2 separate regions of the Homo sapiens genome follow, and region 2 is linked to region 1. A link is a loop called in an ENCODE intact Hi-C map of the cell type or tissue named here. Cell type or tissue: ovary. All regions are shown on one strand. Each heading gives the region's core, and the rest is flanking DNA. Links, peaks and the distances in the headings are about the cores only. Region 1 overlaps IL1R2 (interleukin 1 receptor type 2). Region 2 has its middle 61 kb from the start of IL1RL1.

The links. Hi-C counts contacts between places; a loop is a spot of excess contacts. Peaks named below come from ENCODE experiments on the same cell type or tissue, not always from the same donor. Only the 100,000 strongest peaks of a DNase experiment are listed, where the experiment ranks them.
Region 2: it touches region 1 in a loop (5-fold over the local background); 24 of 110 quality-filtered maps call a loop at or near these places.

What each region holds. Positions count from the first base shown.
Region 1 is chr2:102,003,594-102,008,593 of GRCh38, reverse strand. IL1R2 (interleukin 1 receptor type 2) reads right to left here. Exons shown (of 9, transcript NM_004633.4): 2 at 1-79. The coding sequence starts at 18. Among named protein-coding and RNA genes, the nearest start is that of IL1R2, 14 kb to the right of the region's middle. In ovary, for the core only: a CTCF peak has its summit at 2,192 (motif pointing left); no DNase peak of the experiment used is centred there; H3K27ac peaks cover 1,903 bases.
Region 2 is chr2:102,246,138-102,254,558 of GRCh38, reverse strand. It overlaps the pseudogene CFAP144P2. Among named protein-coding and RNA genes, the nearest start is that of IL1RL1, 61 kb to the left of the region's middle. RefSeq lists an enhancer at 3,303-3,896. In ovary, for the core only: a CTCF peak has its summit at 2,708 (motif pointing left); DNase peaks (open chromatin) are centred at 2,778, 3,338 and 4,193; H3K4me3 peaks cover 1,122 bases.

The DNA.
Region 1 (5,000 bases), core at 1-5,000:
CACGTACAAGCGCAACATTGCTCCTGACAACTTCCAGAGGACACGGGAAGTGGAGGACTGAGACCCAGCAGCACGTGGCCTAGGGGAGGAAACAGAGGTGTCACCAGGAACCAAGAACCCTGCAGAGAGAATCCCTTGAAGACGGGGTAGGGGCAGGGTCTGGAAGCTTCACTGGATAATGGGAACCTTTTGGCCTACTCTGTTTAAGAACAAAACTCAAAATTTTTGGATTTGTTTCTCTGCAGCTATATTCACTGAACATATCTAAAGTCGAATCCTTGTAGCACCTAGAGGCGTGCTTGGCAGAGGGGCTCTGCCCCATAAGCTGCTGTCTCTGCAGAGACCTCCCTTAGCCATTCCTGCGCCTTGGCCAGAGATGCTGCTTCCTCAGCTAAGGCCACTGCCAGTGCCCTTTCTGCTCGGACTTCACTTTCTTCGTGAGGTCTCCCTCACCTCCCTATCTAAAATTGCACCACCTTTAATCCCAATACTCCATGTTTTCCTTCCCTTCCCTGTCATTCTCTGTGGCATTCATCATCAGCCTTGTCTCCCCTCTCCAGAATTCAGGCTCCACTGATGGAAGGACTGTGAAAGGAAAATAAAAACTTGGGACCCCCAATTCACTCTGCCAAAAGGAAAAAAATAAGCTGAAGTCTGAGTCCTGCAAGAAGCTGCCTTTCCTTTTGTTCCTAAGCAGAGAGCGTACAGATAAAAGATTTTAAAAATTCTCCACAGGTAGCCACTCTATGTTTACCTTATCATATGTGAAGAGCAGATTTACTGAGTATAAGAGGAATATAATTGACTATTCCCTACCTATTTCTTTTCCCTTGCAACACATGGATTCAGTAATGACTGCACCCTCCCTCTCTGCCCTCCAGCCTGCTTTTCAATAGGGGAAAAACTTTACATATTGAAGCCCTCAAAATCATCTTTGGAGAAAGGCACAGACCACAGACTGCTTTTTCTGTGATTCCATGTTTTTTCTCCTGGGCATTGTCCTTAATCTTGGCAAAATAAGCTTCTAAATTATTAAGACTGTCAGATACTTTTTGGTTGACAGAACCCTGCTTTATCTTATTCACAGTTCTGTCCCTAACTCTCATTTTTTGAATGAATGAATGAGTGAGTTAATGGATCACTCAAAGCCCAAGAGTCCTCATATTTCACTTGTCAGAGAGTTTTCCCTATATCCCCTACGGATTAACTCCTGTTTTACATACAACTCTGACATGCGCCAAGAGATTTGGTGTCCTGCTAACACTCTGGTCTACAGCATCCCAGGGAGAAAAGCAACAAGAAATCCAAAACAGAAATAGCTTGTACAAGTTTATGAAGCAGTCCTCCCCCATGCCCCCCAAAGACTGGAGTGTCAGATGCCCTCCTCGTCTCCCTGATGACCTTCTCACACTATCACAAGTGTTCCCTGTGTCTGCTAACCACGGCCACAACGATGCTGCTTAACAAACCAACGACCCCAGAACTGAATGGTGTGAAACAACGGTCGTTCACTCTTGCTCACAAGTCTGTGGGCAAGATGGAAGTTGGTTAACCTAAACTTGGCAGGGTTAGGCCTGGCTCTGAGCGGCAGATGGGGTCCAAGTCTGCTCCATGGGTGTCTCATCCTCCTTGGACCAGTAAGCTTCCTGGGAGATGATCCTCTTTGGGGATGGCGAAACTGGAAACGATGCGGCCAAAAGCACACACGAGGCCACACTGGGAACTAACTCACTCTTGTCTGCTCACATTCCATCCGACACAGCAAGTCAATGCCCCACCCGGCCATCGGCAGGGCCGGAAGTGGGAGCAGTCGTGCCAGCTGCCATGCCTGACTCTTCTGGCTCCGCAAGGATGGTGACAACCTTGGGGCAGAGCCCTGGTCTTGCTCACAGCCCTCATGGCCCACACACTAGAACATACCGGGGAATACTTATGACTAAAAGCCTGCCCACGGCAGGAGTTGTGAATGAATCCAGGGGAAAAATTCCCAGCCACTTTTACCTTGAGTTGTTCCCTGCTCCTTGCACAGATATCTCTGGGAATGACTTGCAGTAAATCCAGGGCGGCATTGCGGCATTGAGGAACCGACCCTCGCACTCCAGAAACCCTCCCTCGTGAGTGGGGAACCCTGAGTCCAAGGACTCAGAGTTACAGTCTGAGCTCCCCCTTCTGGTGACCTGAGATATTCCCCTTAGCTATGTATCTAGCCTGGAGCTTTCTCCCTTAAACTCTGTTTCTACACAATACTATTCTTCACGAGTTTCTGAAGCACAAATAGTTCCTGTGACTTTACCCCTAACCATACTGTCAGGTTTGCCAGATGAAGGTCACATAAACATCCACCAAGCTGCTGTGTCCTCCTTGGACACGCATTAGCTTATCACATCCCCAACTATACTGGTCCAAGCCAGACTCATTAGTGCACCATTAGAACATGAAAGAAGTAGGAATTTAAATACACTGTAGCTAACCAATACCATATATCAGGATAAGTAAATGAAGTCAAAGCTGGTGTTTTAGGGACTAGTGTATAACAATAGCTATTGTGCCAAATATTGAACATTCATTCTTGCATTTTATCCCCACAAACTGAGTATCATGCTGATTTTACAGAGGATGTATTATAAGAGTTTAAAGGGGTTAAAAGGCCTGGCCGAGATCTTACAGCTAGTAAGCAGATGTTGAAATTTAAACCCAGCACTGGTGATTCCAAAGCCCTTGCTCTTTGAAAATACACCTTCTATGACAGATGCTGCTAGTTTCTTCTCCCAATATCTGTCCTCCCTGCTTTCCCAATAATAGAACCCCCGAATCTTACCTGGGCACATGGCCCTCTATACACAGACATTTCCCATCATATCCCTTGCAACAAGGAGTGGCCATGTGACAAAATGTGGATCAATGAGATGTAAGTGGAAGTGTCATGTGATCCCCCTGGGAGGTCTCCACTAATCTTCCTTCCTGCTGCTCAGTGTGGATGTGGTGGCTGGATTGTGGCCACTACCATGAACTACAAGGTACAGACCACTCACTGAATGCAATAGGGCAGTAAGAGGGGAACCTGAGTCCTTGGTGGCTTCGTGAAGCCGCCCACCACCCTGGACTACCTTTTTTATGTGTCCAGGCTTTCTGTCACGCACAGCCAAGCCTATTCCCAATATATTGTTTTTCCAGAGTTTATAAAAAGATCCCAGGGGAAGGAGCCCTGCCAGGTACTGTCAGGCATTGTGTTCTCACAGTCTTCTTTCTGATACTCAACTATTTCAGGTAAACAGTTTCTGCTGGTTGACTCTAAAAGTCACTTTGACTCAAAGTCAGGAGCTGACGTGCAGCCTCCCCTCAAATGAAAGGGCCCCACCATGCTCACATTCTCTCAGGGTCAGGCTTACGGGAATTATGGGAAGGTTTGTAACCATGTTTAAAATTACTTTGACACCAGAAATCCAGGCTGTGCCATTCAGGATCAGTCAGTAGCTAACGCTTCACAGAGCTATGGAGCTGAAGAGTCTTTGAGAAATCTAATCAAGTCTCTTCTTTCTACAGGTAAAGTGAGTTTCAAGTTAACTCTCTTCTTCAAATGATATGGCTGGATGGGTGAGAAGAAGTGTTTCAACAAGGATCCTGTTCCAGTAGAACGAATCCTAAAATGCTGTCCTCCTCCAGTAACTGCTAGCCTCATCTACCCCCACCACCATCTCCAGCCAAGGGAATTGTCTTGGTTTCTCTCCCTGGACTTGAGCAAAAGAGCTGCTTTACTGTGACTTCTCTAGGATGTGGCTGCAGACAAGTAAACCACAAACACATAGTAGTGACAGTTTTCAATAATCAAAACCTCAGAAAAAGGTTGGAACCAAAATTGCTGTAGCGTGGGAAACAGTAAATCTTTGGCAGGCCCAGAGGGGAAAACAAATTAGTTTTGCAGAAGTTTGCAGCAAAACACTATTCTCCTGGCCTACTTTCTTTAAATGAGTTTTTAAATCACAGACAACTTGACATTTCTGCTGGAATCTGAGTTGACCTTCTTACTGGAAGAAAGAAATTTCAAGGGCAGCTCCTTCCAAGTATTTGAGTTAGAATTCTATCTTTTTTTTTTTTTTTTTTGTCAAATAACCATGTTTCACCACATTCAACATAAGAAAACAGAGGCATATGATGAAAAACAGGACCAGGCATAAGAAAAAGACAAAAATGTGTGAAGTGTGAAAGGAAGGAAAAAGAATGCTGGAAGGTAGAAAGAGCTGATGCACAGCCCTGAGTTGGACAGGTGGTAGAGCACGCACTGAGGCCCAGGTAACCGTTACCTGCCTTTGATTCCCAGGTGTCTGCAGCTTCTGGTCATAGACAGTACATATAGCCTAAAAGGATGTAAGTGCTTACTCCACCTTTTCATTTAATTTTTAAAAATTACAAAAAGACTGAAAAGTTGAAAGCATAGTATGACAAATGCAAGTATATATTTCAGTAGATTCGCCATTGTTAACATTTTGCTGCATTCGCTTTATTCTCACTCTCCCTCTTCTTCTCTTTCTATTTACACACAGGCACATAGACATAGACATAGACATAGACATAGACATAGACATAGACATAGACATAGACATAGACCCAGACCGAGACCAAGACCTAGACCTAGACACAGACACAGACACAGACCTAGACCTAGACCTAGACATACACATAGACACAGACAGAGACACAGACACAGACACAAACACAACCACAGACACAGCCACAGACACAGCCACAGACACAGACACAGACACAGACACAGACACAGACACAGCACAGCCACAGACACAGACACAGAGAGATATACACGTAGACATAGACCTAGACACAGACACAGACACCGACATGGGACACAGACAGGGGACAAAGACACAGACATAGACATAGGCCTAGACACCGACACAGACACCGACACAGACACAGCCACAGCCACAGCCAGACACAGACACAGACATGGGACACAGACAGGGGACAAAGACACAGACATAGAC
Region 2 (8,421 bases), core at 1,072-6,071, 240 kb before region 1:
CTAGTCCCCTCTTCATTCTTGACTTCATGTTTTGAGAAATTGAAGTCTTTGTGGGGCTCTGAACACTTCTCATGATTTTATGCTTCTTCTTCGTGTGAGACAAGGTCTTCGGCCACATCCACCTCCACCCCATCCACCGTTTCCAGCCGACATTCCTTTATGTGGGGATCACATTCTCCAGAAAGTTCTCTCTGACCTCCCATGCCCCATTTCCCTTGCCCTTCCTACACCATATGAAAATTAAACATAATAAAATTGATTCAAGAAAAAGAAACTTTGGTTGAAGGTGATATTTCGCTGTGGAAGGAGGGTATCTTTTATTGCCTTATGTTGAAATCTTTTCTACTTATTTCTTAATTGAGTTATTTTCAAGATTCATGTCTTACTTATGTTTGAAACCTTAGACTTCAAACCAGTTTATTGATCTCAACTCAAAAATACTTTTTAAACACAATATGGATATATTACTAGGGATGTTTATAAGCTTATTCTTCAGTCAGATTTCAATAATCTGTTTGAAAATTGGCATAAAGAAATTTAAAGCCCAGAGATTTTAAAAAACGTTTATAAGTAGAGCCTCTATTGAGATATGCAGAGCAGAAAGGGTGCCCTCAAGTGGCTTACACTAAATTTTATTGTTCAAAATATTCTAGAATGTTACCCTTTGTGGCCCCTGTCTGTTTTACTTAAATCTATTATAGCATCAGTGATCTAAATATTTTTCTGAGCTTTTAGACCTTCAACGGTTTCTTTTTGAACTTCCACAATGGGTTCTTATGATTCTTCTTTATCTCCTATGATATTTTCTCATTAGTTTTATTTTCCCCCCTTTTAAAAGGAAGGGTTTATTAGTGAACTCAGCAGTTACAAGCCAAGGGGGTGAAAAAGTCAACTCTCTATTCAAGAGCAACTAGGAGTAAACAAACTTGCCCTTTTACCTGTGAATTCACACCTGGTCATGGTGGTGAGGAGGTGAGCAAATCAGGGCTTCCTGGCCATAGAAACAAGTGTGTATTATCAGCAGAATTTTTGTGTGTTTCTGCAGCCTGTACTGTATGTCTTATCTTAGGCAGCAATGTCAAACCAAGCAAAAAAGGAAAACTTGGTCATACTCTGATAGTTCTAGCACATGGTTCCAGCTAAAAGAAAAGGCAAAATCTTAGAGCTGTCCCAGGTCATTGCCCTAAGCTCCCCTCCTTAGAACAACCAGAGCAAAACGCAACCCACCAAGTCACACCATGTTCAGAAATTGAGTCATTATGGAAAAGGCATTGTTGCATAATGACTTATCTAATTCATCTATGTTGATTTAAGCAGTCTTTAAATCAGGCCTTTTAAAAAGAGAAAAAGAAAGAGATCTCTCTTTATTTGGGCATGTCAGGTATGAAAAGGAAATTTTCTAAGCATCCCAAACTCCCCAGATGGAACCAGGACGGGCTGTGCTCACAATCTGGGCAAACTTCTTCAGGACAGAGAAAGGTGGAGAGGTCTTTGATGACAATATGCCCGCTTAACCCAAAGCATGGCTGTGCTTAGCCCCCATTTGTGTGGTTGCTTGGCTTGTTCTTGTGTTTTGAAGCACCATCAGAACAACCCAAGTGTACCAGTGACAGCCCCAGTCCCTTCCTGGGTGTGCCCTTCCTCTCTAGCACCAGCCAATAGCCTGAAGAGACCCACTGATAGCCCATCTGCTCCACACTGCCTCATTAGGGATCAGCCCTCACTCTTTCACTTATTCCTAAAGCTTATGTGTCTAGGAGTGGGGAGAAGTGATGGAGTAGTAGAGGATTATGACATTTATTGGTTCAAATTTAATTCCGCTTTCATAACTATAGAAAGCATTTGTCTGGCTAGGTTATGCCAAGTAGATACATTAAAAGTTGTTTCTCGGCCAACAAACACATGAAACATCACTCATCATCAGAGATATGCCAATTAAAACCACAATGATATCATCTTGCACCAGTCAGAATGGCTGTTAATAAAAAGTCAAAAAAACAACGCAAGGACACAGAGAAAAAGGAACGCTTATACACTGCTGGTGGGGATGTAAATTAGTTCAACTTCTATGGAAAACAGTGTGGAGATTTCTCAATTAACTAAAAAGAGAACTACCATTTGACCCAGCAATCCTACTATTGGGAATCTACCCAAAGGAAATGAAATCATTACATTAAAAAAGACACTTGTACTCAGATGTTTATTGCAGCACTATTCACAATAGCAAAATCATGGAACCAACCTAAATGTCCAGCCACAGTTGATTGGATAAAGAAAATATGGTAAGGAATACTATATAGCCATAAAAAAGAATGAAATCATGTCCGTTGAATCAACATCATGGAGCTGGAGGCCATCATACTAAGTAAAATAACTCAGAAACAGAAAGTACAATACTGCATGTTCTCACTTAAAAGTGAGAGCTAAACAATGAGTACATATGAACATAAAGATGGAAGTAACAGACATTGGGGACTTCAAAATGGAGGAGGGTGGGATGGTAGTGAGGGATAAAAAATACCTATTGGGTACAATGTTCATATTTTGGTGATGGGTACCCTAGAAGCCAAATCCTCACCATTATGCAATATATCCATGTAACAAACATGCACATGTACCCAGGAATCTAAAATGAAATAAAATAAATATTTAAAGATTTAAAAAAAGTATTTTAAAGAGTAAAGCTTCAAACCAAGGAATACGGGGACCAAGGGTAAGCTAGGAAACGCCCAGGTCTGCTCTGACGCGCCCCCTGCAGGACCCCGTCCAGACATGCAGGAGAGGCAAGGCGCTGGTGCGCGCTTGGGGCATTTTGCCTTCCCTCCTACCTGCCCTCTCCTGACCCAAGTTCTAGCCCCACCTGCTTTGTCACCACCGCCAGCCTATGGAAGTTCCCTCTCTGGTCCTTCCTGTCCCATGGGTAAAATGGACCTAGCATGTCTAATTGCGCATGTTCCCGCAGTGATGTGAAGGACTGAAGGGCTTTGAACGCTGCGCTGTCTTAAGGGAAGGTGCCTGGGGCACTGACTTCGTCCCCTTTTCCCAGATCCTGCTCAGAGCCGCTCCCCCAGGCCCCCGGCCTCTAACTGTATCCTAGCCCTCTGATCAGCCTTTGCCTACTGAGGGCAAAACTACAGGGTACAAGAATAGGGGTTGCTATGTCCCCCCATTTCCTTTGTCTTCCATTTCCCCGTTCGCTCCTAAACCCTGAGACGGGGCCCTGTGCCAACTCGCGAGGGGCTCCCGGCTTCACGGGGGGCGCAGGTCACAAAGCACGTTCCGCCCTGGAACGCCCTGAGGAGATAAAAGCCGCGCAGGCCCCGCGCTCGCCGCGCACTCCGACCGTTCCGACGAGGGAGCTTTGCACTCGCTGAAAATGACTCGAAAGCTGCCCCGCCTCTCCGCCTCCCAACCCCGGCGCCCGCTCGGCGCCACCCCGCAGCTCCCTGGCAGTCGGCTCTTCTTTCCTCCCATCCGTCCCCCGTTTCTGGACCCGCAGACTACGCTCCTGTTCCAGCCCACCTACTCGTCCTTCTGCCCCATCTGCTACCCGTCTCTGAACCAATTCGTCCCCGTCCACTACCCCGTCTTGGGCATCGCCCTGCCGAGCTCTTCCTGCCTGAATCTTCATAAGATCTGCATCTGCCGCCCTCATGTCCGTTGGGGCCCCAACTTCCACTACGTCCCTCCCTATCCCCCCACGCCCCCGCCCAGCCCCTGCTTTTAGAAGCTGCCTACAGCCCGCCCCCGCCCAGCCACCCACGCGGCCCTGACGATCCACGACCCCACGGAGGGGCCCCTGCAGGCACCGTGCTCGGGCAGCGAAGGAGCGGACCCTAGGGTCCCCGCGGCCTGGCTGTGGACACGGGGACGCAGGACCACGGACACCCACCCTCGGCCTCCGCTGCCTGCTCAGCCAGCCGCGCCAGCCTCTGCATTTGGCAATGGCTTCCCCGTGGGCCTTGGTCTGGAACCACGGAGCAAACTGCAGGCCCGAGACAGAGAAGGGAGAGCACGAGGAAGCAGCGCCTCTGCTCGCTGGGAGAGAAACGACTGGCCAAGGTGAGGCCTAACCACATGCCCATGACCTCCGGGTCTGTCCCGTGACAGGAAGCCCTTTCCTGGAGGTGTCCACGGGCGGTTGGGGTAAGGGCTGGGTCGCCAGGAGCTGGGGCTGTGGGAGTGCTGTAGCCTGGAGACCGTGTGGGACACCGTTGCCTGGAGAAGGCAGAAGCCCGGGGCCAGGGAGAGAGGCACAAGGGAGCAGAGAGCGCATCGAACCCGATGGAGCAATGCCAAGGCCATGGCGGGACACCCCAGGGAGAAGGTGATCCAGGATGAGGTCCGTCAGAACCAGATCTTGCAGGAGCTGTACCTCAAAGGGCTACCAGCCCAGAACGTCTATGCGCGGTATCACGTGAACCCCTCCACGAGGTCCACAGATCACCAGGAAGCCCATGTCTTGGCATGGTAACCTGGAGGAGCCTGGAGACGCCAGGTTTCGGAATCTCATTCACCACGCTGCCCAGGGACCAAGGAAGAGGGACCCAGACACAGACCGAAAACCAGGAAAGTGCATGGGACTCAGTGCCCCCCCCTCAACCCAGAATGCCCAGATTGCAGGCTGAACCACTGCAGGGTCTGCAATGACATCGCTCTGTACAAGGCTCAGATGTGGAGCCTGGGAGGAGATGATGGCCACCAGTGGCATCCCAGCAGTGGACTGAGGCGCCGGATTTCATGCCTTAAGTGTGCACTGCCCCCAAAAATAAATTTTTTATGTTACTTTTGAGCCATTGTATAATTTATACCCAAACACACTTATGATAGGAACCCCAAACCTAGTATGGCTTTTTAATCTCTTTTCCAAGGAGAGAAACTTACATGATTTCATAGAAAAATTCACATTGCTACAGTGATATCAATCAGAAAGAAGTCTGCAGGAAAAGACTAACATATTGAGGCTTGTATTTGTTAGGATTATTTCCATTGTGAGAAACAGAAACCAAATTTAAGCAGAAATGAGAAATAGTTAACTCCTAAACTTCAGAGTTCCAAGGAATTCAGGCATGACAGGATCCAGGGACTCAAACAATGTCACAGATCTCTCTTGGTCTCTCTTTCCTTCTCTGATTCTGCTTATCTCTTGACTCTTCACTTTTGACATGATTCATTCTTGACGCTAACAAAATCTATCCTTGTGGAAGGAAAGACTGCTACCAGCAAAGCTATACCCACATTTCAGAGACAGAGTAGGAGAGGGAGCAAGAGAGAGACAATTTTTCCCACCTAATCCAGCTGAAAAGAATCTCCGAGGATTTAGGTTCATCTATCCTGTGTTGCAAAGCTGCCTACAAACTGTGCAAGCTGTACCATGTTAGGGTTGACCAAGCCTGGGCATGGACTCACAGGAGCCAAATGCACACAGGAAGCTTCCTAGTGGAATCAAAGGAAGGGTGAGAAAATGTACTGCTCATACCCAAAGTGTAGTCTATTACAAACTTACACATTCTCCGGGAATAAACTATAGAGTAGGAGGGAAACTGTCACTTAGGGGCACTATGGCTTATTGAATTTTGGAGTCAGCCAGCCCTGGGTTCAAATACTATGGAGTACTAGGGAAAGCGATCAAAACTCTCTAAAGCCTGATATATAGGAATGTGCAATATATACCTCAGAAGGTTCTTGTAAAGGCTTGTGCAGCCACTGCCTGGCACATACTAAATGCTCAACAAAACATGAATCCCTATAGTGGTCAGCAGCACCATTTCATGATGCCGAGTGTAGTTTGCTGTGACTTGTTTATATGTTTAGACAAAACACCTGCATTCATTCAAAGTTGTCCTTCCTTGTCCTTTTGTCCAAAGAACATTGTAACGTCATCCCCAGAGTGGTGCCCACTTATGCCTTCTTCCCACAGCAGCCCACACTAAATGTCAATTCTGTACTCCTTTCCTATAACAAAGCTTCCATTTTGTCTCCTTTCTATCTCAGCCATCAAATTGAAATGCAATCAAATAAATGTACCCTTGCAAGTGTGTGAATGAAGCTGTTGGAGACATTAATAAAATACTCTTGCTGATTGCATACATTAACTATTTTAAAATTTTAATTCTAGAAATGTATGTAGTAGTAGACTGGTCTCCCCCAGAGATGTTTTAGAGCAACACAGCTTTTCAGCATCTCTAAAATGTTACTGGGTAGGTAACTGCCTATATAGAAAGCCAGGTCTAACTGAGACACAGTATCAAGCAATAGGCATCAATTTTATTATTGTTGTCAATAATAAAAGTCTGTTATTGTCATTCAAGCCAATAGCAGGCTTTTATTTGGGACATAGAATCAATGGCCTTTGGTGTTTCAGATATAAGCTGTTCCCAAAAGCTTGAGCCCAGAATAAGGTAACAAAAGCATCCTACATTAAAGCTGGAAGTGAATAAGACTATGATAAACTCACAAGTAACCTTGTGAGACAATCTTAGAATCTGTTTTGTATGTTATATTTTGCTATATATAACTAATATAAATATTGTGCATATTATTCTGAAACTTTTTATCAACATGGCTTGAAGTTTACCCATGTTCATACATGTATCTGAAGTTCATTCTTTTTAAACTGCAGATAATAGTGGATTTGGGGGATGTACACAGCTTCTCTGTACTCTTATCCACAGACATATTTAGTCTGCTTCCAAAATTCCACAGTTACAAATAACACATCAATAAATATTCGTATGCACATGCCCTTATTTGCATGAATGAGAGCTTCTTTAGGCTATGTGCCTAGAACAGCTATGAGCATTATGGCTAAATGCTCTCTCCACAGTGATTCTACCAGTGAGCAGTAAGTTCAACAGAGAAGCATCCCTACTGCCCCATGACCTCACCAACATTGCCAGGCCCTTTAAACTTTGCTAATCTGCAAGATATAAAGCAGTAACTATTGTGTAATGACATGTCCCTTATTATTAGTGAGATTGGGCTCTCCTATGGGTCTTGATTATTTGGTGTCCTCTGGCTTTGAATTTCCTGTTTATATTGTTTGTCCATTTTTCTATTGTCTTTTTTCTTTGGTTTCCAGAAGTTCTTTTAGAAAATATGGTGTCAGATGCCACACAGTATCTTTCCTCTTGTTCAAGATCTTCAGCAGAGGCTGAGGCTGAAGACAGAACATGCTGAGCACCAGCCACAAGCCCACTGAGAGGGATGTTCCCTAGGAACTGGCCCCACCCACACCCCCACCCCAATGAACAACCACTCCACATATGAGGAGAGCTCACGGGTCGTCTTTGGGCCTTTGTGTTTGGTTCATGAAAACAGCTTATTTCTTCCTCACTCTACCGGGGTGAGGGGAGATCCCCAAGAGAATTATTCCAAAACTTTGAGTGCCATCAATAAAGTGGGACTGGATTTTGATTCCTGCTGTGCACCTGATTAGCTGGTAGATTCACTGTACTGTCTGTCCCTGAGTCCCTGAACTAGAGAAAAGTAGACTTGAGAAGAGGTGGTGTGGTGAGGCCCTGCCCAATGGAGTGGGCCATGAATGCATGCTCCCCTCAAAGTTGGGCACATGCCACCAGAGGTTCTGATTCCTAAGAAAGTAGGGAAATGGAGCCCCAGCGCACCTGCAGACCTGAAGGTAGACTGTGGTGGGAAACTGAGCTAGAAGCTCCAGGCACAAAGCAGCACAGGCCCCACAGGTGTGCATGTGAGGCCACCCACTGCATGGCCGCCTGAAAGCACAGCTGGGTCCCTCCAAAACCCACCTTTGCCAGGGTCTCTCCTCAGATATGAGCCCCTTGTAGGACATGAAGGTGTCACCATCCATCCACTTGATGCCCTTGGGCAATGAGCAGGGATGGCAGTTGTGGTACCCCAGGCAGAGCCATCATATGTAGTCAAAGATGTAGACATGGTTTTTTCCCTTATCTCTCACTGCTCCAAATGAGGTGGGAGAGATGGAGGAAGAGGACAGGTGTGTGACAGCAGCCCATCACCACCTTTATTCCACCCACTAGTCTCAGCTCCCATCTCCCATGAGCAGAGTAGAGGAAAAGAAAAGCTTGGAATCAAATGATTAAAGTTTTAACATGAACCAGAGCTGAATCTGATAAACCCCAAATGACTCTTCGAAGCACCAGAAGTGACTGCAAAACTATGAAACCTAGCAGAAATAACTGAAGGGAGCTTCTACCTAATGGAAAAAAAGGGCTTGACTTTGGGGAAAAAAAATCATGTTTCTACCATGCTGCCTTGAACTCAATTACCTGGCTACACCTCTCTTCCACTTGCCACAACAGTCTATGGGGCTGTTGTGATTATAAAGTGAGATTTCATTTGACACTCTTCCTACCTTGATGGCACATCTCTAGAAAAGACTACCCCAAAATGTTCACCCATCCAATCCTGAAGCCTAGGGCT